7 separate regions of the Mus musculus genome follow, and all the other regions are linked to region 6. A link is a loop called in an ENCODE intact Hi-C map of the cell type or tissue named here. Cell type or tissue: left cerebral cortex. All regions are shown on one strand.

What was found. Hi-C counts contacts between places; a loop is a spot of excess contacts. Peaks named below come from ENCODE experiments on the same cell type or tissue, not always from the same donor. Only the 100,000 strongest peaks of a DNase experiment are listed, where the experiment ranks them.
Region 1: it touches region 6 in a loop (2.0-fold over the local background); 3 of 42 quality-filtered maps call a loop at or near these places.
Region 2: it touches region 6 in a loop (2.8-fold over the local background); 3 of 42 quality-filtered maps call a loop at or near these places.
Region 3: a loop joins it to region 6, with 3 times the contacts of the local background. A loop is called at or near these places in 4 of 42 quality-filtered maps.
Region 4: a loop joins it to region 6, with 7 times the contacts of the local background. A loop is called at or near these places in 2 of 42 quality-filtered maps.
Region 5: it touches region 6 in a loop (2.2-fold over the local background); 3 of 42 quality-filtered maps call a loop at or near these places.
Region 7: it touches region 6 in a loop (2.2-fold over the local background); 3 of 42 quality-filtered maps call a loop at or near these places.

Annotation. Positions count from the first base shown.
Region 1 is chr4:76,377,951-76,381,950 of GRCm38, forward strand. The region is part of intron 10 of Ptprd (protein tyrosine phosphatase, receptor type, D); the gene reads right to left. Among named protein-coding and RNA genes, the nearest start is that of Gm46893, 42 kb to the left of the region's middle. In left cerebral cortex, no CTCF peak of the experiment used is centred here; DNase peaks (open chromatin) are centred at 2,261 and 2,813; H3K27ac peaks cover 701 bases.
Region 2 is chr4:76,189,801-76,193,800 of GRCm38, forward strand. The region is part of intron 13 of Ptprd (protein tyrosine phosphatase, receptor type, D); the gene reads right to left. Among named protein-coding and RNA genes, the nearest start is that of Gm46893, 150 kb to the right of the region's middle. In left cerebral cortex, no CTCF peak of the experiment used is centred here; DNase peaks (open chromatin) are centred at 2,443 and 3,960; H3K27ac peaks cover 904 bases.
Region 3 is chr4:76,323,143-76,327,142 of GRCm38, forward strand. Ptprd (protein tyrosine phosphatase, receptor type, D) reads right to left here. Exons shown (of 40, transcript NM_011211.4): 11 at 2,038-2,203. The coding sequence starts at 2,122. Among named protein-coding and RNA genes, the nearest start is that of Gm46893, 13 kb to the right of the region's middle. In left cerebral cortex, no CTCF peak of the experiment used is centred here; a DNase peak (open chromatin) is centred at 1,924.
Region 4 is chr4:75,276,270-75,280,269 of GRCm38, forward strand. Dmac1 (distal membrane arm assembly complex 1) reads right to left here and starts at 2,023. Exons shown (of 2, transcript NM_025849.4): 1 at 1,712-2,023; 2 at 1,082-1,500. The coding sequence starts at 1,982. The coding sequence ends at 1,436. In left cerebral cortex, a CTCF peak has its summit at 2,078; DNase peaks (open chromatin) are centred at 1,426 and 2,050; H3K4me3 peaks cover 1,562 bases; H3K27ac peaks cover 594 bases.
Region 5 is chr4:76,290,341-76,294,340 of GRCm38, forward strand. All of the region lies in intron 11 of Ptprd (protein tyrosine phosphatase, receptor type, D), which reads right to left. Among named protein-coding and RNA genes, the nearest start is that of Gm46893, 46 kb to the right of the region's middle. In left cerebral cortex, no CTCF peak of the experiment used is centred here; DNase peaks (open chromatin) are centred at 1,519 and 2,538.
Region 6 is chr4:76,445,954-76,449,953 of GRCm38, forward strand. The region is part of intron 10 of Ptprd (protein tyrosine phosphatase, receptor type, D); the gene reads right to left. Among named protein-coding and RNA genes, the nearest start is that of Gm42303, 2.9 kb to the right of the region's middle. In left cerebral cortex, a CTCF peak has its summit at 1,654; DNase peaks (open chromatin) are centred at 1,635, 2,807 and 3,438; H3K4me3 peaks cover 2,990 bases; H3K27ac peaks cover 1,505 bases.
Region 7 is chr4:76,284,935-76,288,934 of GRCm38, forward strand. All of the region lies in intron 11 of Ptprd (protein tyrosine phosphatase, receptor type, D), which reads right to left. Among named protein-coding and RNA genes, the nearest start is that of Gm46893, 51 kb to the right of the region's middle. In left cerebral cortex, no CTCF peak of the experiment used is centred here; a DNase peak (open chromatin) is centred at 1,745.

The DNA.
Region 1 (4,000 bases), 68 kb before region 6:
TCCTCTCTCTGTCCCTCTTTTGCCAAGTCCACTTTTTACATTTCTATTGCCTTCTAGTCCCTTATACAACTGTTTATCATTGTTATTTACTGGATATTGTCTTTCACAGCAAGTGGAGAGCTACTTCCAGAATGGTTGGGAATCTTATATTTTATTCACTGGGTGTAGTTAAGGTTTATTTAGAATTCTTTATATACAATTGGTGATAAATATATATCCAATATGTATATAGAACTGTGTTAAGCATATCTCAATTACAAAATAATGTGTATTTCTTAGGATCTTAGAGATGGCTCAGTTATTAAATATGCTTTCAGCATAAGCCTGAGAACCTAATTTCAGTCCCCAAACCAACCTAAAGGTGGAAAGAGATAACTGGCACTCAAAAGTTGTCCTCTGACCTAAAACACACAGGTTGTTGCAAATGCTTGCCAATACACACACACACACACACACTATGCAAATACTAATTTTTTTTAAATATCAGTATACATTAAGGCACAAAGATTATAAGGTACCAAATTAGAACATAACAACAAGTAGATAGATAGATAGATAGATAGATAGATAGATAGATAGATAGATAGATAGATAGATAGACAGACAGATAATATGTGTGGAAAGAAAAGAGAAAGGTTAGGGAGCTGGTCGATGGCTCAATGGGTACTGTGAGCATGATTACATAAACTCAAACCTACTTCACTCACACCCATATAAAGCTGTACATGGATAAGAAGACTGGTACCGTCAGCATTGTAGACCAGTATCAGGAGGATCTAGAAAGCTAAACGGTTGGTTAAAACAGTCAAATCAAGTTTCTAGTTAAGTAAGATATCCTGTCTTAAGACAATAACTCAAAGTACTATTGAAGAAGGCACCTGACATGTGCTCTGGCCTTTGCACTACACACTGATAAGCATCCTTTGTAGCATTTACATGTACATTCCACATAAACATGCTTTCCTACAATCTCATGAATTTACTACACAAACATACACAAGACACAATAATAATATTATTAAAAATAGAATCGTAAAGCTATATCCTAAAGTCCTTCATTGTCCAGTATAACAGCCATTATCCTATGTAAAGTTTTAACTTTAATTTGAGAGCCAACAAGATGGCTTAGTGAATAAAAGCACTTGCCACCAAACCCAATGACCTGAATTCCATTTTACACATGGTAGAAGGATAATAAAACTTATTCCCAAGGTGTCCTTTGACTTCTGCTTTCATGTCATGGAACAAAGCTGCATACACACACATACACACACACACACACACACACACACACACACACACACACACACACACACACGAACACACCTACCACCTTAGTGTACCTACCAATACTTCAATTGTTTGAGAACCACAGTGGTTAGGAGCTGCTTCAATGGACTGTATGATATGTGTGATAGCACCCCTACCACTACAAAGAATTTCGTCAGCCCTGCTACTTTAGACACTCAAAAGCTATCACTTTACTTTAAGCTCAGGAATGTTCTGTGAGATTGTTTGGAGGCAACTGTTACCTATACACAGAGTGAACTAAAAACATAAGAATTAGAAGTCTCAAGAAGTACAGCGACACGGAAGTTAAAACTGTGCATATGCAGAAGACCAACATTGTGGTTCAGAGGGAGGGAAGATTTGAGAAATTTGGTGAGGGAGGTCCTGGATTCGTTCATGAAGCTTGAGAGGTGATGAAGAAGAACAGGACCTGAGGGACTGAGGTGTTCTATGTTCCTAAAGAAGCCAATTTAATGGGTGGACAAAGGCAAACAGCTCTTTTGAATCAAGTGTTCAGATTAAGGGCTATTTCAAGAGAAAATGTTGTAAAAGATTTTTGAGTGCTCAGGGCCAGAGAATATTTGTAGTATATACCCAGATCTTCATTCTCTGTTTGATATGTATCTCAGACATGAGATACACTGAAAGTCAGGACTGGGTGAGTAATGAGGCAAGAAATGTGTAAGATTTATCTGAAATGTGTGAAATTACCTGTTGTAGTCATTTCTTAAGTGGAAAATGAAGCTGAAATGCTCCATTTTTGGACAATAGCAAACCAATTTCTCCAAGTAACTGTCAACGCAGCATGTGAATGCACAGGATAGATTAAGGGGATGTGTTTCCTTTTCGACTACTGCGGCAAGATTCCAGAAATAGACAGCAACAAGGAGGGATGGCGATTTTGTCTCGGTTTTATTCCACAGTTAGCTGACATCCTTTCTTTGGGCTTTGTGGGAGAGCATAATATCATGGATGCAAAACGGCATGGGACAGAATGTGTGTTAAAGTGTTAAGCTTGGTGAGCAGAGAAACAAAGAGAAAAAAAGGAAATGCCTAGAGTCCCAACTGCTTTGATGGCATGCTTCAGGGGACTAAACTTCCTCCCAGGAGCCCCACCTGCTAGGGTTCACCACCTTTTAAGAAGAACTCCATAGGCAAGTTTAACAAATGAGACTTTGGGAGACACCTGATCCAGAAGGTATCAGAGGGAGAGAATTGGATAGATTTGCTTTGCACCCAAATACCCTAGGGAGACTTAGTACGAGCTAATGGGCTTGCCAGATCCCTGCAGCACAGCTGTGCTACTGATAGAAATATACTAGGGAACTAAGAAAAAAAGGCTTGCTGGCTGCACTTTTCCCATTATCAGGCATTACAGTGCACCAGCCTGAACCAGAGATATGCAAACTCCACTGGGGACAGCAGGGATGCACTCCCCGATATGTGCAAAGGCAAAGGAAGGCAGGCAGGAATGCAGAAGCAGCTGCTCCCTAAACTCATTTAAAAAAATATCCCTACAAAAATAAATGTGACGCGTCCACAGTACAGAGCAGATGGGCGTGCAACATGTCTAGCTCATGGGGGAAGAAGAGGTAATTGAGGAATCAGAGAGTGTGGAAACTCGAAAACACTGCAGCCCATTTCACATACTGCTGCCCATTAGGTTCCACTGCTTGTCAAGCTGGGTAGAGAATTGCCTTTTATCTGGATCCACCACTCTAAGAGCATTTCAAATAATTACAGGAAATACTCTAGTAGAAATGTATTGTAATGGATAATCATACAGCCACATTTGAGGGCCAAAGTTGTATTTTCATCTAAAATAAACTACAGATATGTCTCTGGATTTAAATGTTCAGGCGGGAAAGATGGCTCAGCAGATAAGGACATGTGCTGTTCTTCTTCAGGGCTGGGGCTTAGCTCTTAACACCTATGTTGGGCAGTTCACAACCACCCACTTCTATATATCCAGAGGATCCAATACCCTTTTCTGGCCTCTGAAGGCATCCGCACACATGGGCATATACATAGACACAAACAAACAAGTGAATAACTCTCTTAAATATAACATAAATATCAGAATACCAACATGACAGCTAGAGATTTGGTGAAAATGCATGAACACATGTATTAAACACAGGGACTACAGTTGCCTTTGACAATGGCCAATGTCTAACCTTACAAAAGGGATAAAAGTAACTGTTTCATACTGAAGACACATTCTTTTTGGTCCAATCTTAACACAACATTGCTTATCTTCTGTACACATAGGCAAGAATTTTTTGAATTTCTAATATCCTTTAGCCTAAAGTATAAAGCATTTTAACATTTTTCAGAAATTCTTTGGCAAATCCATAATGCAAAATATTTTGATTCTTCTATTACCTACATCTGTGTTTACTTTAAATGACAAAATAAAATGACCCACCTACAAAGTAAAACAAAGTATGATGAGGAATTAACTGGATGGACTTGATCACACCATCAACACAATGGGGTTTGGATAAATAAACAATTTCAAGTTAAGTATCAATCAATATACTGCTTGCTATCATTGTAATAAGTCCCACATAATCAGAAAATGTAAGATCCATTAAGGGTCTAAAAATTGTAAGACTAGAAAATATTTATACAACCTGATTCTTAACAAGAAGCCCAGAGTTCAAGCTATCTATACCAGTCTCCACTGTGGGCAGCTAGATCTAAAGAA
Region 2 (4,000 bases), 260 kb before region 6:
CATCAATTTAAAAAATATTTATTGATCAAAGAAATGGCATTGAATAATGATATAAATAGTTGCCAAATCATGATGAGCTTGAAAATACAATTTTTAAAAATATTTATTGATTAAAGAAACCATATTAAAGAATGATATAAATGGTTTCGGAATTATAATCTTGAAAATATATAAATTCATGTAGTCATGTCTTTAATATACTTATTAACATATACACACACACTTTAGGTATTAAGCAATTAATGATACTGTTACTACATGCCATGAATATGTTAAAGTCAAAAAGGACATCTTGGCCAAACTTATTACTAGACAGAAGACAGAAAGACCAAAGGCTGCAGGTTAAACTTTTTTTCAGAGTATTTTACTACAAACAAATAAGAAAAACTGCAAAGGTACTACAAATAAATTGTGCCATCCTTATTATTATTCCTAAGAGTTTTGTTTTGCTGATTTAAGTTTCTGGCAAATTTGTTTATGTCTAACTGCTATAGAATCCCTACTAGCTTTATAATAATATCGACATTTGTCTAGACTCAACCACTTAAGTATATCAAAAGAAATTACATGTATGTTGTATTTTGCCATCATTGTTGTTAAAAATAATTGTACAATTTGAAAGGATGTAATTAAAATGAAGTATAAACATGCAATATCCTTAAAGCTTTCTATATTAATAAATGAAAAGATAAATAACGATAGGCTTAGGTTTGCAAACCAGAAACCTGCACAGGATGTTTGCTACCAAGTGAGCAAGAAATGTGAGACCTATGATACATGAAGACAACAAGCCACTTGGTGAGAGGGGCTAAGCTTAAATAATTATCCATACTATAGTATGGTATAGATCACCACTCTTCCAAACAATATGTTTCTATTCAATATGTTTCCATTGGGTAGATGAAAGTCATAATTTTCCAATGATGTCAACAGATACTTAAAACAATCAAGTCAATGAATTGAAGCAGTAAATACTTGGTCTTTGTATCCCAGGCAGGATCAAGAATAGTCCTCCAAAGAACACATGCTGTTCCCTACTGAAAGTCTTAGGAAAACCTGAACTTTGACTATGTGTAGTAATTGGCTTTAATTGAAGGATTTTCTTTTACTCTGTGACTTCTGCCCATGAGAGTAGAAACAGGCAAAGCTGGGCTAATTTGCATTCTGAAATTCGATTCTGTGTTTTTATTTTCCTTTGGAGGGTTCTTGCTACAGAAAAGCTTCATTAACTCAATTAGGCATGATCTAGTGAGCCCATACAAATTAGGATAGCCACAGTATCTTTAGAATGGACAGAAAGAAGAATCTAGCTGCAGTCTTTACTTTTTGAAAAATATCTTACCCCTGATATTTCTTTGTGCCACAGTCACATTAAGTTCATGACAACTGCAATAATGAAAGTGTATTTTTGAAGCCCAGTCTCAAAAGCAACAAGACATAAAAGACACAATGGTAGGGAAAGGGAGAGTCTGTTAGCACAGGCTACTTGTTGTTGGTTTTTTTTTTTTTTTTTTTGCTTTAATCAAAGAAATGATGATCTTTTAGCACAAGTACATGCAAATGTCAATCTAAAGTGAATGCTATGACAAGATAGATTGTACACATATTACATCTGAAAAAATAAAGTACATTTGTATATCTAGGAGGAAGAATACTGTTAGTGCATGCCTTAACACACACACACACACACACACACACACACACACACACACACATACCAGGCAATAGAAAGAACAGCTAAAGGAAAGAATGTTATATTCTGCTTTTCCTGTCACCTTAGGCAAGTATTGATATTAATTAATTGATTGATTGATTGATTGCTCAATTTATAAACCAGTAGAAAAAAGATTCATGGGTCATAATTCAGACCTTCTACATGAATATTCTCATTGAGGAACCTAAAAGTTTACATTTTTGTACAAGGAAGTGCAATTGTGATGCTATGAGCTATAATATAAAGATTAAATCCATTGATGAGTGATGTGTTTCCATTACCTAACACTTGTACATGATATAAAAATCTGAGAAATATGTAAGTATAAGAAATCAACATCATTCTGATGGGGAGAATATTTTACTGTTATTTAAGTAAACATGCACATAACTGTGGCAAAAGAAATTGTCAACTATCAGCACAAGTGTTTCTTTTGAGAAGCCTACCCTCTACTGTCCTGACTGAGGGATACTTACAATCTATACCTAATTATACTATAAACTAAAGCTCTGCTGTAACACCCTCAAAGAGTAAAAGACACTAGATAGTCTTGAAACACAGTAAAGAGGTGAGCGTAATAGCCATTACTTTCTGACTTGCCTCCCAACTGTAAATGTAGTCTTAAAACACACACATTCACATACACACAAGGATAAATATGAACCCCACCCCCACACTCAACCTATTTCTAGTTTTTAGAGATAAATCTGGAGCAATTGTCAAATGGCTGCACTAGTTTATCCTCCCACCAACAGTATGGAAAGTTCCCTTTGATGCATCCACACCAACATGTGCTGTCATTTGTGCTTTTTATGATGCCATTTGGACTGGGGTGAGATGGAACCTTAAAGCACTTTCAGCATTATTTCAATGATGGCTAGGATGCTGAGAGTGGTTTTCTTTCCTAACTATTTATATTTCTTCCTTTCAGAATTTTCTGTTTAGTTCTGTAGCCCAGTTTTCAATTGGGCTGTTTAGTCTTTTTAGTTCTTTTGTATATTCTAGACAGCAATCAGCAGGCAGAAGAGTAGCTGGCAAGGATGTTAGTTCTTCCTGTGGGCTGACTTTTCATGCAGCTGATTATCTTCTTTTCTGCACAGAAGCTTTTCATTTTCATGGGGTCTTATTTGTCATTGGTGAGTTGTGTTTGCTGTTCTACTGGAGGAGACTAACTCAGAAAGTCCTTACCTGTGCCTGCATTTGAAGGATCCTCTCTGATTTCGCTATATCACTTTCAGAGTGATCCATTTAAAGTTCATATTGCTCTCCTGATCAAAAGGCCATGGCTAACAGACTCATAGGCATTAAGGTAGAACCATGCTTCTATACATACACTTATGCTGATCTTAGCTTGGCCCCTGAAGATTTTATCTGGTGGGGTAACACTGAATACTGAGACCAATGAACTTGTCAAAGTGAGAATAGGATATTGGGTTCTCTGCCCTAAATAAGACATCTTTCTTACCCATCCCCACCAACAAATCTCAGAAAACATCTCAGAAGGGGAGGAAGAAATAATATAAAATCCTGAAGACATGGGGAAGTGTTATGAAAGCCTATCTTTTGACTATGACATGGCAATTGCATTCATGAACTCATAGCATCTGTAATAAACTACACAAGAATAATTCAGCCAAAATAGTTGAGAGAGATACTCTCCAGGCCCCATGACTTACTAAGGAGCGACTAGAAGCTACTACTTGCTGGGAAAGAAGACACCATTGTTTCTTGAGGATGTAATCACTGATAGGTATCCAATGCTCTAGTGGACAGCCCCTATACAAATTGAATTCCATGGACTATCAAAAAAACAAAACAAAACAAAACAAAAAAAACACCCACCACCACGAACAACTAAAACCATGGATATGAAGTAAAAAAGGGTAAAGGTTTGGGATAGTTGGAGACTGAAATGGGGGTACTAATATGATCATGTACAATGTAGGAAAATTTCAACAATAAATTAAAATACAAAAAAACCCTAAAATCCTTCAACCTACTTCTCTCAGTTCTAGTAATGTGAATTAACAATGCTAAAAGTATTCCTAATTTCATTGGTGTCTGGATTTACTGTCAGCATAGGCTATTTGTGACTTCAAAATTAGAACACGGGGTTCAGAATGCAATCCAATTTCTGTAGATGACAGTGAGTTCCCAGCAGGGACTGTTCCTCTCCAGAAACCTGCCTTGGATAGCATCCTGGTACTTGGATGCCTTGGCATGTCTACCACCGCAGAAATCAACAGTCATACTTCCGTTTGAATGAAAATTTGACACATTCCTTTG
Region 3 (4,000 bases), 120 kb before region 6:
CTGCTAACCATTTTCTTGGTTGATGACTGATGTGAGAATGTATAGCCTACTGTGAGTGGTGGCAGCTCTGGGAAGGTGATCCTGGGCTGAATAAAAAAGCAAGCCAGTAACCCACGGACATCAAGCTTGTGTGCAAATCTCCACAACAGTTTCTTCTTCAGTTCCCTCCTCCAGGTTCTTGCTTGCTTTTCTGCCCTTACTTTCCTCCAAGATGGACTATACCTTGTGAGATAAGATAAATCCTTTCTTCTCCAAGTGGGGTGGGGTGAGTGTTCTATCACAGCAATAGGAGGCAAAGTGAGACAGTCACATAAGATCTGTGATAGAGCATAGAAAGGAGAAAAGGAAGGATGTAGACAACAGAGGTAGGAGAGAAATGCCAACTGTGGCAGAGAAATGCCGTCTCAGCAATACCTGTCCCTCAGCTCTTGACATCTGTCTGCCCCTTTCCACCACAGCAATAAGCAAACCCTTAGCTTCTCCAAAGAAGAGGATTTTTCTGTCTGCAAGGATGATTTTCTCAGATATGTAACTAGTAAGGTTCAGAAAAACACACAGTTCTGATTTTACATTTAAGTGGGTTCCTAGGGTCTTAATATGCTTTTGCCAAAAATGAACAATGATGAAAACAGTTACTTCTGGACTTTGGCCAAAACAGAATTCACAAAGTTATACATTCAATTGCTTTCCAATAAAGTAAATTTATATTTTTGAAATAAGTTTTGACATAAATGCCTTTACAATAACAATGCCTTACATTTGGATCTTTCCCCCAATTAATTAATTCCTGGCATGGAATTAGAAATTCCTTGGCTTAACCTTAAACCAATACTCCCAAGTGCTAATTAGCCGAATATATATATATATATATATATATATATATATATATATATATAAATTAACCACAGAATGCTGTGCTTAGAACATGCATACTCCACATGCATTCAATTAATAACATTATTTTTTTTCCTCCTTGAAAGATTCCTTTAGAAAATAGATCTCCATTTAAATGAAGCACTTGGCTGTTAGTGAGGGAATTCTTGTCAAGACACAATTAATAAGAAAGTGCTAAGATGACATAGGATCTTTGTCTTTGAGATATCCTTAACATGAATCAAATTTAATCTCCCTGGGATAGCCAGTGGAAGGAAAAGCTAATGACTGCAGATGTTATACATGTTAATCACACCAGGGGACTCCCCAAGAGACGGACCAAATCACATATGAACTACAACACTCCTGAAGAAATAGACATGGCAGTACAAGCCAGAGACGGCACTATTGTCTTGTGAATGCCATAGAACACATAAGGAAAGAGATGTAAACAGTGTAGAACTAGTGATCAGTAGTTACAAAGAAGATATGATCATCTCATTAGGTGGTAAGCTATTTGACCACAATCCCAGTTTCATAAATCGAGTCCAGACGCTGCAACTTTAGTGTCTGCCTTGCATAGAATTCTTTTCCCACTTCCAGACCCTCCACCCAGCCACAAAGTTGTCAGTTCTGCTTGATTTGTTTGAATATTGCACTCCACGACAGCTGTCGGAAACAGTACATAAGAACAGCTGCTGTGACAGCTACAAGGGCCTTGCAAGTTTAATTGGGCTCAATGTGACATTGTGCATTTCTCTAAACATAGAAATATCCATACAACTAGAGAAATCTCTATTGGGTCTCGACAGTGTTTACATATTAACACTACCAATTGGTCAGCTACAGTTTAAGTGATATTGTTGGTCTTGTTTTATCTTTGTCACAAGGCTAGTAGGAAGTATGAAAAAATATATAAAAACAGAAATATGCAGGAGGAGCAGTTAGACACACAAGCAAGGAGGCGTTACACAGAAGACGAGGTAGTGGAAGAGACACATCAATAATCTCTTTCAAAGGCTGGCGAGAAGCCAAGGAGGATCCCACAGTGTTTCAGGATATACTTCCCAAGGAAATATATTCAGAGCCCTGAGCCTGGTGCCAACTGCAAACAAAACCACTCATTATTGCCACAGCTCCCTAGAGAAGGGCAGGATGGCTTACTCTCAGCACAGGCGCAGAGGAAGAAGGTGAGGAGCAGCGACAGCGGCCTGGCCACGGGCACCATCCTGCAGTTTGTCAACGGCATGAACCAGCAGCTTGGAAACTCAGCCTAGGGAGCCACAGCGACTGCTCCGCTCAGAAACTTCAGCTGGAACCCTTTTAGAGCCTGTGAAGGGAGGAGACAAGAAAAGGAGAAAACACAGAGACATTTAGATTTCTCACTTTTTTCCCATGCCCTACCACAACCTAGAAAGACATGCTCTATTGTAAAAACACAATAAACACTGGAGACATCATGTCTTTGTATTGGGAAATAACTTGGATTGTAAAATGGAGGGTTTCTAGCATTCTTGCTGCCAGGCCACCTACAACCAATCATCAGGAACTAATTTCTTTGCCATCATGTGGCCACTATATTGTAAGGGGCGGGGCATAGGCACTTCATACAAAAATCTGCATAAGCGCATCATGGAAAAAGGCACATCAGAGACTTAAGAAATAGAAGTCTGTCCATCTATTAATGACAGAATAAAGGAAGGCTTATATGGATGTTTTGCTTGTGTGTGTGTGTGTGTGTGTGTGTGTGTGTGTGTGTGTGTGCCAGCCATGTATATACCATGACTGCTAACCACATTTATGCCTGGTCCCCATAGAGACCAAAAGCACATGTCCAATTCCCTGAGACTGGAGATACAGATGGTCTACTACCATGCAGTGGTGTAGGGAAGCCTTGAGCATACATGAGCGGGATTTTAACAGGATTAGAAACAGGTATTCCCCTGAACTCCGTGGAGAGCTTTGAAAAAAGTGAGATGCTGGTATGCTGAAGTAAGGATGGCTTGTTAAAACAGAGAACTAGGCACCGCAACAGGTTACACTTCTGCACCTCTCTCGTATTCTCTAGAAGTTTGTGTTCCTCACGTCTGGGAAGTGTGGATACACTTCTGGTTTGGGATCCACACGGTTTGTGAGGGCCACAGGGTTGGAATGAGGTAACTTTTAGGAGTACAGAAGATGATACAATAGGGAACACAAAGAGATTCTTGGCTATCAGTCTATGTCTAGTGATCTTTACCCAGGCAGCTCAAAAACAAGCTCTATACTGTTTAAAAACAAGCTCTATACTGTTTAAGAGCAGAGGAGAAATAGAAAAGTAGGCTTTGGGAAAATTCACTGACAGCTGCATCAGGAACAATGCAGAATGCCACTAAGTTCCAGGTGAGACATAATAAAAAATTCAAAGGTGATGGTTTGTCTGGCAAGATGGAGTAAAGGTGCCTGCTTCACAGAACTGATGACCTTCGTTGAATCTCCAAAACCCACAGAAGAAAGAGGAAAGCAACATTTAGAAGTTGTCCTCTGACCTCTACACATATCATGTCATGTATGAAAAAAGTCATACATGTTATACATGTGTATGAGCATGCACATGTGCACACACACATACACACCCCATAATAAATAAAATTCCCTTAAAGCCCTTTCACCCTAAATAATGAGTTGGTGGCCACAGCAGTGGAAGAATAATGGGAGGGAATGAGATGATCACAGATAGGCTCTAAGAAATAATTTGGAGTGTGAATCTCAAAGTGATGTGTAATTATGCTTACAGAACCTTTGGTAAACACAGCATAGCTTCCTACAAAGAGTAGCCCAAGTAAAAATAAATAGTGGAGAGGTTGTGCCTGAAAATGTAGCCTCCCCTGTCTCAGTGATGAGAACTTAAGACCATCAGGATTCATTTGCAAAATGAAGCTGTACACCTTTTATTTTCACATCCCTCAATGTCTGAAACACATGAAACTCTTGACAGGGTACAGCAGAGATACCCATAAACAGCCTTACACCACAAAATAAGTGGATCTCAAAAGAATGATAATGCAGCTATTATATACACTTTGTGTTTTCCCACACTGAATTTGACAATTAAAATAACCTCTATATTAAGAAAAACTGGGTTTTC
Region 4 (4,000 bases), 1.2 Mb before region 6:
ACCTATACTTATGCAAGTAGTCCTAATTAAACTCGGTGTATCATTAAAAAAAAAAAAAAGACAAGAGGGGAACTTATTGAAAGGAAGGGTTGCAGAGGTAGCTAAGCAGTTGAAAGAATAGCATGAGAGGTATGATCAAAATAATTCATATTCAATGTATAGAATTCAAGAATATTAAAGTAATAATTATTAAGTATTTTCTCTCTTGGTGATATAAATAAATGCAGATTTGGCACTCCTTCTTTGCAGATTCTTTAGTCTCCAAGACCAGGGCTGAGGATATTACAGTCAGGGCTAAGACACGAGGGTTTTATAGACCTCAGGAGATGGTGTGTTGGCCAGGAGCTGGGGCTGTGTCCATGTATGGAGGGTCAAAAGCTGGATATACTGGCGGGCACTTGAGTGGGCTGGCCATGTCAGAAAGGCAGGCTGCATCGGCTCCCAGATATGTAGAACTGGGTTTTGGGTGCTATTCTTTGTGAGTTTTCCCAGTGCATGCAGGGTTGGTAGAAGGAGGTAGATGGGGTTTCCCAGCTTGTATAGAGGTTCCAGCTGAACAATATTATCTGCTCAAAATAGTAGTCAAAACTTGTAAACTGGTACTGAACTTCATAGTCCTTTTCTGCTTTGAAGAACCACCTAAATAAACATGCTTGCAGAGAAGCCTCAGTATTAGTTGACAGTAAGCATACATTACTTTTATAACTTTTTAAAGCCCTTATAAACTCATCCTAAATATCTACGGAAAAAGCCATCAGCAGATTTTTCTTTTGGAATTTTTCTCAAATATTTTCATTTACATCTTTTATTACATACTGACATTTAATGTATAAAGGAACTCCTGGCTCTCTGAAACTAAGTCAGCTGTGAAAGACAGAACTAGGAAGAAAAATTTGCTCCATCACTGAACGGATGAGCCACTAAAGGACACCCAATGGCTAGGTCCAAGGCTTTCAGATGCAATAATATAATCAGGGGTGGACTTGAAGATAATTTGGAAAGTTTGAAAAACTCTCATGTACCTATTTAGGGTTAGGTTGCCAATAACTGTTGATATGTTTAGAAAAATTAAAAGAACTACTTATTATTTAAAAAATAGTTTATTTTGCTGTTGGTTTATCATTTATCCCATTTTAATATGTTCTCAAAAACGTTATCTTTCAGTATAAACTGAACAGCACATAACCTCCCTGGACAAGACAGAGAACCATGTTTGCTTCCAAGGGGTTTATTTGTCTCTTTATAATCTGAGAGGGGGTAAACCGTAAGCATCCATGGCCAAAGAATGACAGCTCATATCTTCACAATCTTCTCGGTATGTCCTTACAGTTAAGTACATCCTTGGCCGTGTGTGCAACGAATATCCACCAACCCAACGCTTGTTCTGTCTGCCCAGAAGCCAGTGATGATAGACAACAATGAACTGCTGGTATTTTCAAATAACTGGGTGGCTCTTCCCTTTGGGGTCTACCAGAACAACTACACCCCAACAGGCAATACCTGAAAAAAAGAACAAGAAAAAAAAGTGCCTTTTGTATATTACATTTTAGTTTACCCAGTGCTCTGCATAAAGCATTTTATTTAACCCTCTCATGGTTGAAGAAGAAAGGTCGATCATTCGGTAATCTTTCTTACAGGGCCGTGAGGGGAAAGGCGTCCCAGTAATCACCCACCCCACCCCACCCCTCACGCTGTCCCCGCTCCTGCTCACTGATGCCGATGACCATCTGCAGAACGGTGCCTGGGCCAGGTGGGATTCCTTGCTTCAGGGGCCGCCTGGCCACCAAATAGACGTAGGTGCCCGCCCCGAAGAGTGTAGAGCCCGACAGCACGCGACAACTCCAGCAGGTTTTTAACTCAGGGTCCCGGGCGGGGGAGGCCGGCACGGCGGATTTCGCGGGTGGGTTCGCGGGAACCGCTGTGGAAACAGTTGGGGGGGCAGGAGCGGAAAACTCGGTACTCCCCGAAAAAGAGGACCCCATGTCAGAAGAGTGCACAGCGAGCCGAGCCTTCACTTTGAAATGCTGTAAAATGCTGCCGGAAAGCAGCACGCTGACGTAAAAGCCGCCGCGCTTCTGGGAAATGTAGTTGCAGCAGGAGCCGGGCGGAACAGGGCGGAGCTGCAGCCGCCTCAGAGGCTTGTGTAATCCAGAAGTTCAAAAGTCAAGGCTGCCTCATCCCGGTGTGTTAGAAACTGTTTTATACTACTTTATGAAAGTATAGATTTCAGTCTTCTTAAAGAAAAACTGTGGATCTCTAAGCTTCCCGACTAACACAAACTAAGGTCCTGGCATGAAGTCTAATCAACAGAGATTATATTCTAAGTAATTGTATGTTCTTACCCAAGTGCTTACCTATTGCAATTCTGTGTATTCTGCCGTTTCTCAACATACTCGTTTCCTAGTACAAGATAGACCAGTAAAGGCTCAAAGTTTTCACATTGTACTTACTTTGAAAGAAATATACAGATATAATCAAGATATTAAAAATGTGTTTGAATTACCTGGATACTCTCTTTGTTTATTAAGGTTGTGCTCTCAATTGTGTCATATTTATGATTTTAATTCTCATAAAAAAAATTAGGTGCAAACTCAGGTTAATGACTTTTTTTTACACTTTTGCATTTTTATCCTGTCAGATGAGCTTTAAAGGGCCGAGGAGATGGTTCTGTGGTTAAAGTGCTTGCTCTGCGGGCAGGAAATGTAAGATAAGTTCAGATGCTCAGAACCCACAGAATGTTGAGTGGGTATGGCAGGGCATCTATAATTCTCAGTCAGAACAAGGAGATGAACTACAAGAGAAACAGTTTAGCTACATTAGCCACGATCTGAGTTCTGGATTCAGGTGGAGTGCTTGCCTTAACATATAACGTGAGAAGCATTCAAGAGAGACTCTAGACAGTAATCCCTGGTATCCAGAGGCAACTGGGACCATACACACATCTGTACCCACACATGCAAACACATATACATGCACAACACACACATGGAAAACAAAAGACTGCATCTTTCTGACTGTGTCTTTGCAAAACAACAGGTGTCACCAACTCCAGTCTCAGCTCGCTTTTCATTCTCTCTGCTTACAGTTGGCTATCTATTTCTTGTGCTTGCTGTTCTCAGGAGGATATTGGTAAAAACTAAATTCTTATGTAGCAGTTTCCTCTAAACTGACACCTTCTAACCTGAAGGGAGGCTCCTAAAGACCCAGGAATGAAAGGAAACATAGAAGGTTCAAAAAACAAATTCATCATTTCCTAAAAACAATATTCAACCCTAAGGTTATATACACAATAAAACTTGGGCAGAGGGGACTGTGACCTACAGAGTTGGCATCCAAATTGAGCAAAGTGCCCCAGAGATTCAGCTTTCATGAGTAACCCCCATACTGGGTCAGCCTTTCAGCAAAATAGTCACCCTTGGTTCAGGAAACAGCTCAGTAAATTTCCTGGTTCACTAAGCTAAGCTTAGAATTGTTTCAGTGCTAGTAGGTTGTCCACAAGTGCCCTGTCTGGGATTAGTAAATGTTTGTTCTTGTCTCCCAAGGAAAAGTCATATAAGAAAATGTTATTTTTGAGTTTAGGTGGTTTCTTTTATAGAAAACGGGTAAAAATGGAGCAACAATTTTCAAAAGATTTTCTCATTCTGATTAACATTTAAAATGTTTTTGTTGAAGAGGAATTTAATATTTAAATTTCTCAAATAAAATGTGATATTTGGAAAGGATAAAATGTAAAAATAAAGAAGTAGTTAAATAGGTCAAAACAAAATTAAAGGAAACTGGAATAATATGTGTGTGTGTGTGTGTGTGTGTGTGTGTGTGTGTGTGTGCATGTGTATAGAGGATAGAAATAAATTATGCATGCTTTCTGTGGATACCTATATATCTATACATATATTTAATCAAATGCCTCCATGTGTTACATCATAGAAAAAGATATGTTAGGAAAGTTTTAATTTTATACCTTTGTGCTACATATATTTGTGATGTGCCAGCAATGAAA
Region 5 (4,000 bases), 160 kb before region 6:
ATTTACTGCATGTCCCTGGAGTCAGACCTAACTATGTACACTTCAAGATCATTTCATTGTTCTCTTTTAGGCAAACTCATCACCTGCCCTATTGATAGGCACAGAATTCACTTCCATGTCTGCCACGCTTCTTTATACTCTCAAATAGTTTCACAATAATTTATAAATAAAACATTTGTGTTGACAATATGAAGAATAAAGAGTCAGGAGAAGGTTGAAATGAATATTAAGTAAGGCTTTCTGCTATGGTAATTAGCTTCCGGTTTCAGTGGTTGCACACAATAATGGTGACTCTTCATTCATGTTACAATCTAACACAGGCTACAGGGAAGCTTGACTCCATGACAACATTTAGGAGCCTTGGTTTCTTCCATCATCTCAATCCCAGAATTAGTAAGGTCTGTGTCACTGGTCAGCAGGTATGGGGACAGAGAGAACATACAAAAAAATCAACAACTAATCAAACAAAGGGGCAGTGTAAACTCACATACATTGAGATACTTGCATACAGATATGTTTTAAATCAGTATTCACAATAACCATTCTATGAAATCAGCATAGGTACTCATCCTTAGATGAGTGTATAATACATGGTATATAATACACACACACATAGACACACACACGCAAGCATGAACACACCACATCCATGCATCCGTGTACACACACAGTCAAGTATTATGCAATCATAAAGAATAATGAAATCCTGCCATCATCAAAATGAATGAACTGAAAATTACCATGTTAACTGCAGTAATCCCAACAGAGAAACAGTCTCTCTCAATAACCTACCATATACACACACAAAAAGATCAAATTATATGAGTGATTGCTAGGGACTTGGAAAGAGGAGAGAGAAAAAGAGACAGACACAGATAAATGCATAATGTATTCAGATATGGAAATATCATAAAAACCAATTAACCTATGTTACTGAATATGTTAATAATCATCATAATAAATTTTTAACAATAAAATGTTAACAAAAGACTTTTTCAACTGTGTCATGAGAGATAAATACATGACAATGGCCTCCAGACATACACGATGTACTATTTCTTTAGAGTTCCATCTCTCAAGGGTTGGGATTACAGGCAGGTACCACTGCAACCAGCTCTCAAGATCCATTTCCTTTAAGAATTCATGAGCACGGAGATATTCTTGGTGGCTTCAGGCCTTCTGTTCAACCATATTTTCATTTAAAGTAAATTCCTGTTTGGTTTGACATAGGAAATTAGCTTCCTTCAATTTTAAGGTTCTTCTCTTGATAATTATTTCCCAAACAAACAAAACATTTTTTAAAAGATCCTATTTTCGTTTTGAGCATGGCCAACTCCAAGCAGGAATATACTTTTCCTTACCATTTGCCATGCTATTTCAGTCCCTTCAATTTTTACACTTCCTAAGATGTAATCAGAATTAAGGAAAGCAGTTGGTCCAGCCTACTAAGCAGCTCGTGTGCTATCAACGCTCATATCTGTTAGATGCCCGTGCTCAGTACAACTAGACAGGACTTGTTCTATTGGCTAAGAAGAAATCAACTGTCTTCCCAGGGCAGAAGTGCAGAACTACTTTGTTAACAAACACATTCACTGCTCAGAGGGGCCCTAGGGAAAGCAACATCAAACCGAAAAAGCAACACTGCCTCCCACAACCAAACAAGCCAACAGCTTGTGTTTATTGAGTACAGTCATGTGAACTGATATTTTTCTTTACAGGACACCAGCAGCTAGATTTCCCTAAACGTCGGGTTAGAAGTCCCATGTTTGATACATAGTTATGAAAACTCAGAAAGCTTTAACTGTCACAACTTAAAAATAAGGACTTAACAAAAGCATCCAGGGTCATAATCCTGTGGCACAATCCTCAGCGTTTTCCTCTGAATGCACAATCTTGTTAGAGTTCGAATGACGGAACTTGCTTGTTTCATAGCAAAGACTCAGATACAATTCTTGCTATGTGTGGATGGGAAAAGATGCCCTAATGGTAAACAGAGAAGAAATTACTTATGATGAGAAAATAGGCTTAACAAAGGGCACTTAGCACATTTTTAAGTCCAAATAAAATAATTTCCTGAAAATGTCATAAATTACTAACAAACTCGAGTCAAAAATAAATAGGAAACATGAATAGAATATAGCCAAAGGAGAGAAATATAAAAGCTGAGACTCTATTGTTTAGAAAAAATGTCAAATGCATGGAGGTACCCAATCTTGGAATAAGCTGCCCCGTATGTAAATTCCTGCAACTGAACCAACACTAAGAGCAACTTCCAAGGTAAAAGTTGAATAGAAATCAGATTTGGAGTCAGCTTCAATGAAATGGAAACATTCAAGAACTTGGTATTTTTCTTAGAAAAGTTGAATTTACAAGAAATATATTTGTAAGTGGAATCGAATGCTGCCCGCTATCAAAAGCTAAAAAGAACCGTGCATTCTCCACAAGATTAAACACACTTGTCTCATTCATATGCCAAGCAAAGTACGTGCATTTGCTTAGACATCTGTACACAACTCACAGAGCTATTTCTTGGTGAGCTGTGACTAACAAGTATCTAGTATCTGTCAGTGCTGGCAGGCTGGGTACTAGTGAAAAGATCTGTTCAGCAATCACAGTCACTTGCAACTTCAAACGGATAACTGTGTGCTGTAAGCTGTGCACTCAGAGGCCAACATAAACATTAATATGTTAAAGGACTTTCAGCTATTAGGAACAGAACTGCCCAATAAGCAATTTTAGTAGTGAGGCTAACATCCTCTCACAAAAACCTCCAGGCAGATGATTTCTTCAGTGACCAGTGACAGCGCTCTGTAGCTCTCAACTGTCTGCTCACGCTACCCCATCACTGTGCTGGAAGGCCTCACTGCCTGCAGCAATCCCAGGAACAGAGAGGAAGCACTGAGGAACGAAGGGTACTCACCTGTCTAGGAGGCTTTCCTGTGAGTGACTAAACCCTTCTCAGATGCTTGCACCAAGCCTTTCTTGTGAGTGAATGTCTCATCAGGAAAACTTCAGCAGATGTTTCTATTAATTTACATTTGCCAGAGTAAGTCACCTGTCAACTTAGTGGCTCTTAGTACATCAAATACAGTGGCACATGCAGATAATACAAGCACCTGAGTGGCAGATACTACCTTTGTGAAAGTCCTAACTAGTGAGAGTCTACCTTAAAGAAATGAATAGTCGGGCGTGGTGGTGCTACATGAAACCTGTAAGCTGTTAAAAGCACACAAGGAGTATTCATTCTGTTCCAGATAGGCAAAGAACCACATCTAACCAAGTGTCTGTCTATATGCATAGATACCATCAATTACCTGATTGCATCCCAGGAATCATTTTCCTAGGTAGCTCAGTAGCACCTATGAAAGATCGTATGTAACTTCTGATAACTGATATCTGCTTAACCCTACTTTTCCATCCATAAATGAAAGAGATTATGGCAAACTCTTATTGACTAACAATGTTCTCTATATAGCAAAGATCCTTCATAATCATTAAGTTCACCCGTGATGAGTCAAGATGTGTTTAAACCCTACTCTGATATGCACTAATGAAGACATCCTTCAACAGAAGGTGTTGTGTTTCTGGATACCCGGGTTTCTTCCAGTATCACTATGGCTCTGATGTATTCACCATCTCTCTTTAGACACATTACCTTGTTAATTTTTTTAAATGAATTGGATCACCCAATATATGGCACACATTTATGATCCTATCATTTAGAATGCTAAAAATGGGAAATCATTATGAGTTTGAACTGTATAATGAATTCTCAAAAAGCCTATACTATAGAAACAGTACAAAAATCTAAAAGGGCAAAGCCATGAACCAAGAGCATCTGGAAACAGCAGTAGAGGCCCTGTCAGAAGCAGGAGATATGAGTTTAACCACAGGTCAAAATTCATCCTCCCTTTGTTCTCTATGGAGGTATCACAACAGCATAGAAATTGGGGTGAAAGATGAAGTACCAATAGATCTTGCTCTATCAACTTGGATTTGA
Region 6 (4,000 bases):
AAGCAAATGAGATTATCCATAGGGGATATCCAAAGCAAACCCATCCTTTAGTAGAAATGTTACTGTAATACAAAACCCACAGACACTTAGGCACGTGACACCTGTTCACCAAAAGTCACTGGCAAATACTATCTACGTAATCTCCTTCCACATTACCAAACTACTTCAGTGAAGTATTATTACACAGGGATCCCCAGTCTCATAGTCTACAAAAAATAACTCCTCTCCTTGGTCCTCTTTGGCAAATTAGTGATAATATAAATCAGAAGGTTTTAAAGTACTGATTTTGCTTGAGGCCACAAACTACCTTTGTGCCACCACAATTAAACACCTTTCCTTAGGGACGTTCTGAACAGTACATGGATTAAACAAGAAAGAATAAAGAAATCCACGAGGCAGTAAGAAATTACCAATAAATCTGGTTTAACACAATCTCTCTTACTCATATTGACCTTCTCAATTAAAAATGGCTGTCTTTTTTTTTTATAAAATATGGGACTTATCAAATACACACTGGAAAACTGGGCATTATTATCTTTATACTTAGTTCTTTAGTATCTGGATTAGTAACTGCAAGTGTGTTTTGTAGCCACCCTCTTAAGTATTGTACATCAAAGATAAAGTTCTTTCAAAGAAACTTTGGGTACAAGAACTAAGGGCCATTGCCATTTGTATAGATGTCAAAGTTGCCTTTAATAAGTCTAAAGTTCTCAGGACACAAGAAAGCTACAACTTTAGACTACCTACAAATACATGCTGAAATTAGCTAGGGATGCTTTAATTAAAAAAAAAAAAAAAAACCTTAAAGAATCGATATTCTGTAGGGTGGCATTTTTCATATAAGATGGTGTTGATAATTCCACATTTATCCTCTAAAATACAGAGTCGTTCAGTGCCATGATAGAACATGTAAGTCTGAAGGAATCCAATATGGAAATATTTACAGTGTGTTCTATAAAGAACCACCCCTTTCAATTTGAAAAACTGAATATCAACAAAAAGATCAGTGTAAGTAGACTTGACATTACTGTCTAATGTCATCAGGATTGGCACAGCTGATCGATTTCAAATTTTTGAACATGACACTAAAAAATGTATACAGCACCCTCAGTCCATGTCACTCAAGTGCTCAGTGAACTCCACTTAGAGCTGCAGCGTCTCCTTCCTCACAAACTTATACAGCACTTTTAAAAGCATTCCAATCACACTGTTAATCTGTGTGCATACTTCCTTTAAAGTAACTCTGCTTCCTTTGTCTTCTAAACCTGCCTTGTGTAAGCAATATCCTTATCAGACCAATTAGGAAAAGTTATTTATGTTTTCTTTTCTTGTTTTATTTTACCATAAACTAAGAAACAGGCATTGAATAAGAATCTGCATAAGTATTTTTTTTTTTGTTTCAGAGTCTATATGAAAAATCACCCTAATACCAGAGTACCATAGATTACCTAAATAAAATTCTTGAAATATCCTTTAATCAGCCTTCACAGCTAATGTCAGAGCATGGGTTGGGGATTTTCAAAAGGAAAAAGAAAAAAACTTACAGAACTGCCTACTTGAATTTTTCTTAAATGTCTTCTAGGAAGGGTTTGTGTAAGCCATAGCAGGGTGTCTCCTGAATATAAGAACAGTTATACAGGCCCCTAGTGGCTTAGCAAATAGCAGCAGTTGAGGGGAATCCAATTTTTAGTTCTAGACTTTGGGGTATTTTGGTTTTAAATGAGTGTGTATCTTAAAAAGCTTGTCAAATAATGGCATGCAGTATTTTAAGCAGTTTTGTATCTATAATTACATACATACTCATATTTATATATATACATAAATGCATATGTACATATATGCATTTAGTTACTTATATTAATTGTCCAACTTCACTGGCCAAGAATTTTTGCCATATAACTGCCACAAAAGGAGAGTTGACACATCTGCCTCTTTACATGTCATCAGAAAGTATTATCTCAGCCATCTGCCTTAAAATACATCTGAGGGCCACTTTTCCTATTTGAGTCCCGTTTCTATTGTGTCACCATTACTAAGGGTTTTCTATTAAGTGCTCATTATTTTAAATTAGATAGGCATATCTAAATGACATGTTTATGGTTGTAGGAATCTCAATGTGTTTCCCATAACAGTACCTATTTAAAAATATTTACAATTAATAACACCCTTTAATTCTCCATTCCCTTGTGTCTTTCCTTCACAAAAGAAAATTCCAGGCAGGCACATTTACAGCTTTTAGCAATTTTTAACTGGACACAATCTGACAGCTGAATTCATGAAACTGACCAGCTTGTCAATTTCACACTTTGAAAGTACAATAATAGCTGATAACATGCGGGTGAATTTAAAAAAATCTGTCACAAAATTGCTAGCTCCATTGAAAAGGACAGTACAGTACATAATTATGGGAGGCAGGAGGTAGGGAAAATTTTATTGTCCATTTAGGAGATCTGTTTCAAGAATTTGGATACAGAGCATAGAAAATGTGCTTCCTCTTTGGTACAATATCTGTGGGGCCATATAGGAGATCTGTTCAAAGGAGGATAATGTCTACTAAGCTTCATGAACATCAACAGTGCTTTCACAGTTGGGATCATTTAAAGATTCGTTTCAATCAGAATGTTTTGAGTTTGGGTATATCATCCTGGATTTGCATTAAGTTGAGACCGTATTGTGTGCACTCTGAGACAGAGAAATAGGCACACCATCAGAAGTACCTCTGGTTGAAGGGAGTCAGGGTAGCTGTGCTACAGACCGGCAAAAAGAATACACCAAAGTCCGCATTTGTAGCTAATTACAACCTCAAATCTGTGAACTAAGCAGTCACTAGTTACTAAAGGGCTCAAAATGTGTGAGTTGCTGCCTCTTAATTCGCTAGCATTGACGATCTGAGCACGTAAAAGAGAAAAGATAAACAGTTTAGGAGCAACTACTGGGCCAGCGATCCCTCAGGAATTTTCCAGGGTATTTACGGTGCAGATTGTAGATGAGGCTGGGGGATATAACCCAGTCAAAGAAACCCAGGCAACAGGAGATGTTAGGCAAGTAGAGTACTGGGAGGAGAACTGGAAACAACACAAGTGGGTTGAGATAGTCGGGGTTTTGAAGAACGGCACTACTATTTGTAATTTAAAACACACGATTAATGAAAACCAAGCTCATACTTACTGGGGAAAAAAAAACCTAAGCGGAACTAAAACTGACTTCACTTGTTAAAGATTTAAAATAAAATCAACGTCGCGGAGAAGAACCAGGGCAAGTTTTTGTTGTTGTTTTTAACATGTCTATAGAAAAGCCTACAATCAGCGTGTAGCAAAGCTAAGGATCTTTGGTTGGGAGCTTTCTTTTTGAATTGTTTCCTACTACTTCAACTCTTCATAATAAATTATGCGTTTCCTTCGCCTGGAGCGAGTGTGTGTGAGTACACCAGATTCCCGCAGCAGACCTAAAGCTTCGACCGGGCCACAGAAAGCGCTCCAAACAATCCCCCTCCCGCAGGCAGCTGCGGACCCTCGAGTGTCTCCTATTTTTCCTTCTCCGCACGAGTTCAGAGCAGAGAATCCAAAATAGCCCTCCAGAAACGGCCGCTGCCGCCCGGGGCAGATCGCCGACCCCCGGCTGACCAGGGTCCGGAGCGGAGTCGCTCCGGGCACTCGGGGGTCCCAGGCTCCAGAACCCGGACGGCTTACCTGCTCACGTCGGCTCGGGGCAGCCGCCGCCCGCGCCGCTCCCAGCACCGCGCTCCAGCCCTCCGAGGCCGCGCCGCCTCCGGGCGGCCGCTCAGTCCCGCAGCCGCCGCCGCCCAGCCCGCGCGGCAGCCGCAAGTGGCGAGTCCGCGGGAGTCCCGGCCGTGCCTCCGAGCGCCCCGCCTCCCTTTGCCAGCGCCGTGTCCTCGGCCCTGGCGCCCGCCGCTCGCCGCCGCTCCCGCTCCTCCCGCTGTTCCACGCTCCTCCCGCTCCTCCACGCTGCTCCGCGCCCTCCTCCTCCTCCTCGCGCGCGG
Region 7 (4,000 bases), 160 kb before region 6:
TCAGTAGTATGTTCTCGATGGAATCCAAGACACAATGGAGTAGAAAAGACGTTTCCATTGTGACCCACCTGAATCCCCAACCTGGTCACTGTGTTGTGTTATGGTTCTCATATCCATCGTAACTGGATGATTCCCTGCATGCTAACTTCTGCATCAAAAACCCAGTTCTTTACAAAATAAAATATTTGCCCAAGTCAAGTCTGTGTCTGCACATTATCGCTTCTCTTCATAACCTTACAAATGAGGACTGAGGGACTGAAGAAAAGTAAAGATGCAATGTGACATAGCCAAGGAGTGAACCAAAATGGGCACCCAGAAAAAGTCATAATGAAGATCCCAGCAAAAAAACTCTTGGATCAGTAAAATTACTGTCATCCATTTACCTTCCCAAGTAACAAGCTGAAAGCAGAGCCATGATTCAGACCGCCTGGAAGTTATAGTTATTCCTAAGTGTGCTGAGGCAAAACAATAGGAGAATATGGAGCAATCTGACAGTTGAAAACATATTTGGGGAGACTATACGTCTTCAGAACATTAAAAGCACTTGCTGTGTTTAGATTATAAATGTTACAAATTATATTTTGTACCCCCATGAATTATAATTGTATTCATTTATTTTACAATGACTGTTTTCATTCAAAGAATTTTATCATTCTCTCTGGGTATATGATTAATATGCATGTCCTCAGAGAGTATTCATAAACATCACTATGGGAAAAGCAGCAAACCGAAGCTGCTTTCTTCCCTTTAAGGTTGTTTTGAGTACATCTCTGTACCTTGAATGGTGCTCTTCTGGGGAAGGGGCACACTTGCATCAGGAGCTGAATGCCAGGATGTCCTCTGTCCTCACATTTTCAAGGGCAAAAGCATCACATTGTTAAGTCTGGTGGACTGCGCTTGTAAAAAGCCATCCTTCTCTCCCAAGCCTTCAGAGAAAGCTTTTCTTTGGCAGTGAATGAAAACAAAGACAAAAGATGAAAGGAACCGTGTTTTAAAGAAAACAAAAAGGCCTATACAAAAAGGTGTACAAATGTGGAAAGCTGAAAAAAAGGTATATTATACTTGGAGTGAGACTAGGGACACAGGAAGGCCCAATGGCTCAAGAGTTTTTCACTATGAATTTAGTAAAATTTGCGGGAAAAACACATTTGAAGGTTCTCTGAAAAAAAAAAAATGACAGCCAGGAACTGAAAATCCACTCAGTCATAATGTTGTCACTTTGTTCAGGTTCCAAAATGCCCCTGGGCAAACTCTGCATGTAAAACAGATAGGGTGTGATGTGTCTCTCCCAAGGCAGCAGACACAGCAGAAACAACTGAAAACCAGCCAACTCTTTCGTTTAAAATGATATCAATCTACTAGAGGGTCTAAATTTACCATAAATGGATTGTTTTAAAACTGACTGGAGAATTGTATAAATAACATCACCAAAGAACAGAGGTGCCAAAGAATGCCAATCAATGGCATGGCAATGCCAAAGGAACTACTCAACACATATGAACAAAACACTATCACATCGTCATCATTAGATTAAAACCTTTGCCCATATAATATAAAATACCGGAAAAATGCTTTGTGGTTGTCTTTTTTTCCCCCAATAAAAACAGCATCGTGTTCACATGCATGTGTGTGTATGTGTGTGAGTGTGTATCTTTAAAACAAGACTCTGCCAGATTACACTATTTTCTTCTGAATTCTAGTTTTAGTTGTTTTCAGCAGCTCATTTTAGAAAACATCTGTCCAGACTAGCTTTGGGGAAATGTTCAAACACAAGTATTCTCATTTGAATGCAAAGGGACTATCCTAGGGGAAGCACTCTCCTCTGAAGGCAAGCAAAACTATCAAAACATCCATAATCCTTGAACTTCATCAAGTACAGTGTACAGTAAACAATATGACCCAATTTCATACTTAATAAATGAATGACGGGGAGAATAGAGATACAAACTTGTCTGTTTCACTGATTCCTTTATGGCAGCACATGCTTCCTCCACACAAAGAATTTCTCAGTAACCATTCATTTCTGAGATATCAGACGACTATACAGAGAGATCCTTATGACTGAACACAGCCAACTTGGAATCTAAGGGCTCTCCAAAAGAAATGGCAATGGAACTCAGAATTGTTGTTTATAGGTGCTGCGTGAAACTCAGGTTTAGGGGCAAACCGTAAAGTTACCTCCTCTAGAACTAAAATACACTCTATGACAAGGGATCCAAGTCAGCTCTAGTGAGCACTTACAAAGGGATAAGTGTCCTCCATATATTAGTCCCTTAAAGCTGGTCAGCAATCTGAGAAATCAGGGAACAAGACAGCATAATGCTAAAGAAAATCATAATTAAGGAGGTTCCAAAGATTTCTCTGGACCTGGCAAACCTAGGATAAGATGCATTAATTTTGACTCTTAAGCATCTGGAGTAAAAGTGATAAAATCTTATCTGGAATATGTTACAACTTTACACTACAAAGAAAGCCAAACTACATTTTAAAGGCACGAGCAAAACCTGTCTCCAGTTTAGGCTGATATTGAAAGCTGGCTCTGAGCAGCGCATGCATTCTGTCAAGAAAGACAAGTGGACTAACTGGATAAAAGTTTTAAAACTCTAACTTCTCTACAAAGCAAATGGGAGACAAGAGCCTGCGTAGGATTTATTCTCCACTACCTTGACTGAAAAAAAGTCCATTAAATTTCTCATGGGAGAACTGCAATACCATTCCAGATAACAAAGGGCACTGGGTATTTCTAAATGTAGCCAGGTAGACACTATGAGGCAATATTTCAAACATATTGTCCGTTAAATCAAATTCCACCCTTGGATTCTACAGGTTTGGAAGATATCTAGCAGGCAACAAGACAGCATAAAAGCTTATTCTTATTTGGTTTAAATACACTTTCAAAATATTTCAGTTCTGTATCTTAAAATTTCCCATAGCCTTGCTCCAATCTCTGGCAGAGGCTTCTAAGGGATGGAAACAAAATCTCCAAAATGATTTTTAAAGGAACAAAAAGAACATGGCATTTCCTTAAAAATAAAACAAAATAGGAGGAACACCTTTCATACAGAAGGGATGGTGTGCTTCAGGTGTGTAACATGGACCGCAGAGTCTATGAGGCTTCCTCTAGTTGGCATGCACCTCACAAGAGGTCTACATTAACAAATCACAATGTTTACCATGCCCACTACCAGCCAGGTGGATGCAAGTCTGGGTCTAGGAATCGTGGTCTTTTCTAATGTCAGTCAAGACAACTGACATTTGGGATAAAATCAGGCTGTCCACTCCAAAACTGTGGAATCCTCATCCTCTAATGGCATATATTAGATTCTGGAGTAAACATAATAAGGCATTCCTATGTACAATAGGAAAGTTTACTGCCTATGCCTCAGGTATCATGATAAGTTTTAAATATAATGTACTAAATATAAGCGGAGAACCATAGACCCAATAGTATCTAAATATATAGGTGATAATGGATATACTACACTGCATATTCTTTGATGACTGACAACCTATACATACAGTTTTTCAAAGATCAGAAACAGGGCTGAGGCTCTAGCTCAGTAAAAGAGTGTGTGCCTCCCATGCATTGGCTCCTGGGTTTAATTTCCAATATTGTACCTCTCTCTAAAAGAACACACACACTCACATGCACACACATACACACTCACACTCAAACACACACACTCACATGCACACACACACACACACACACACACACACACACACCAAAGGAAGAAGGTTGCTTTTTGGAAAGAAAAATTTAAAATCCTGTCCTAAATATCCTAAATCCCCCTTCCATAAAAAATGTTAGGTAACAATTTTCTCACATACATGAGTTAACATAAATTTTTTATCTAAACTATTTAGAACTAAATATTTAGAGCTAAAATTAAATTCAATCACTTGTCAACAGTGGCTAATTTATTCAAGAGAATACTTCCTATCTCTTATAAAGCAAAATAAACGACCTAACAGTGACATTTAAATCATAAAAAGTAGT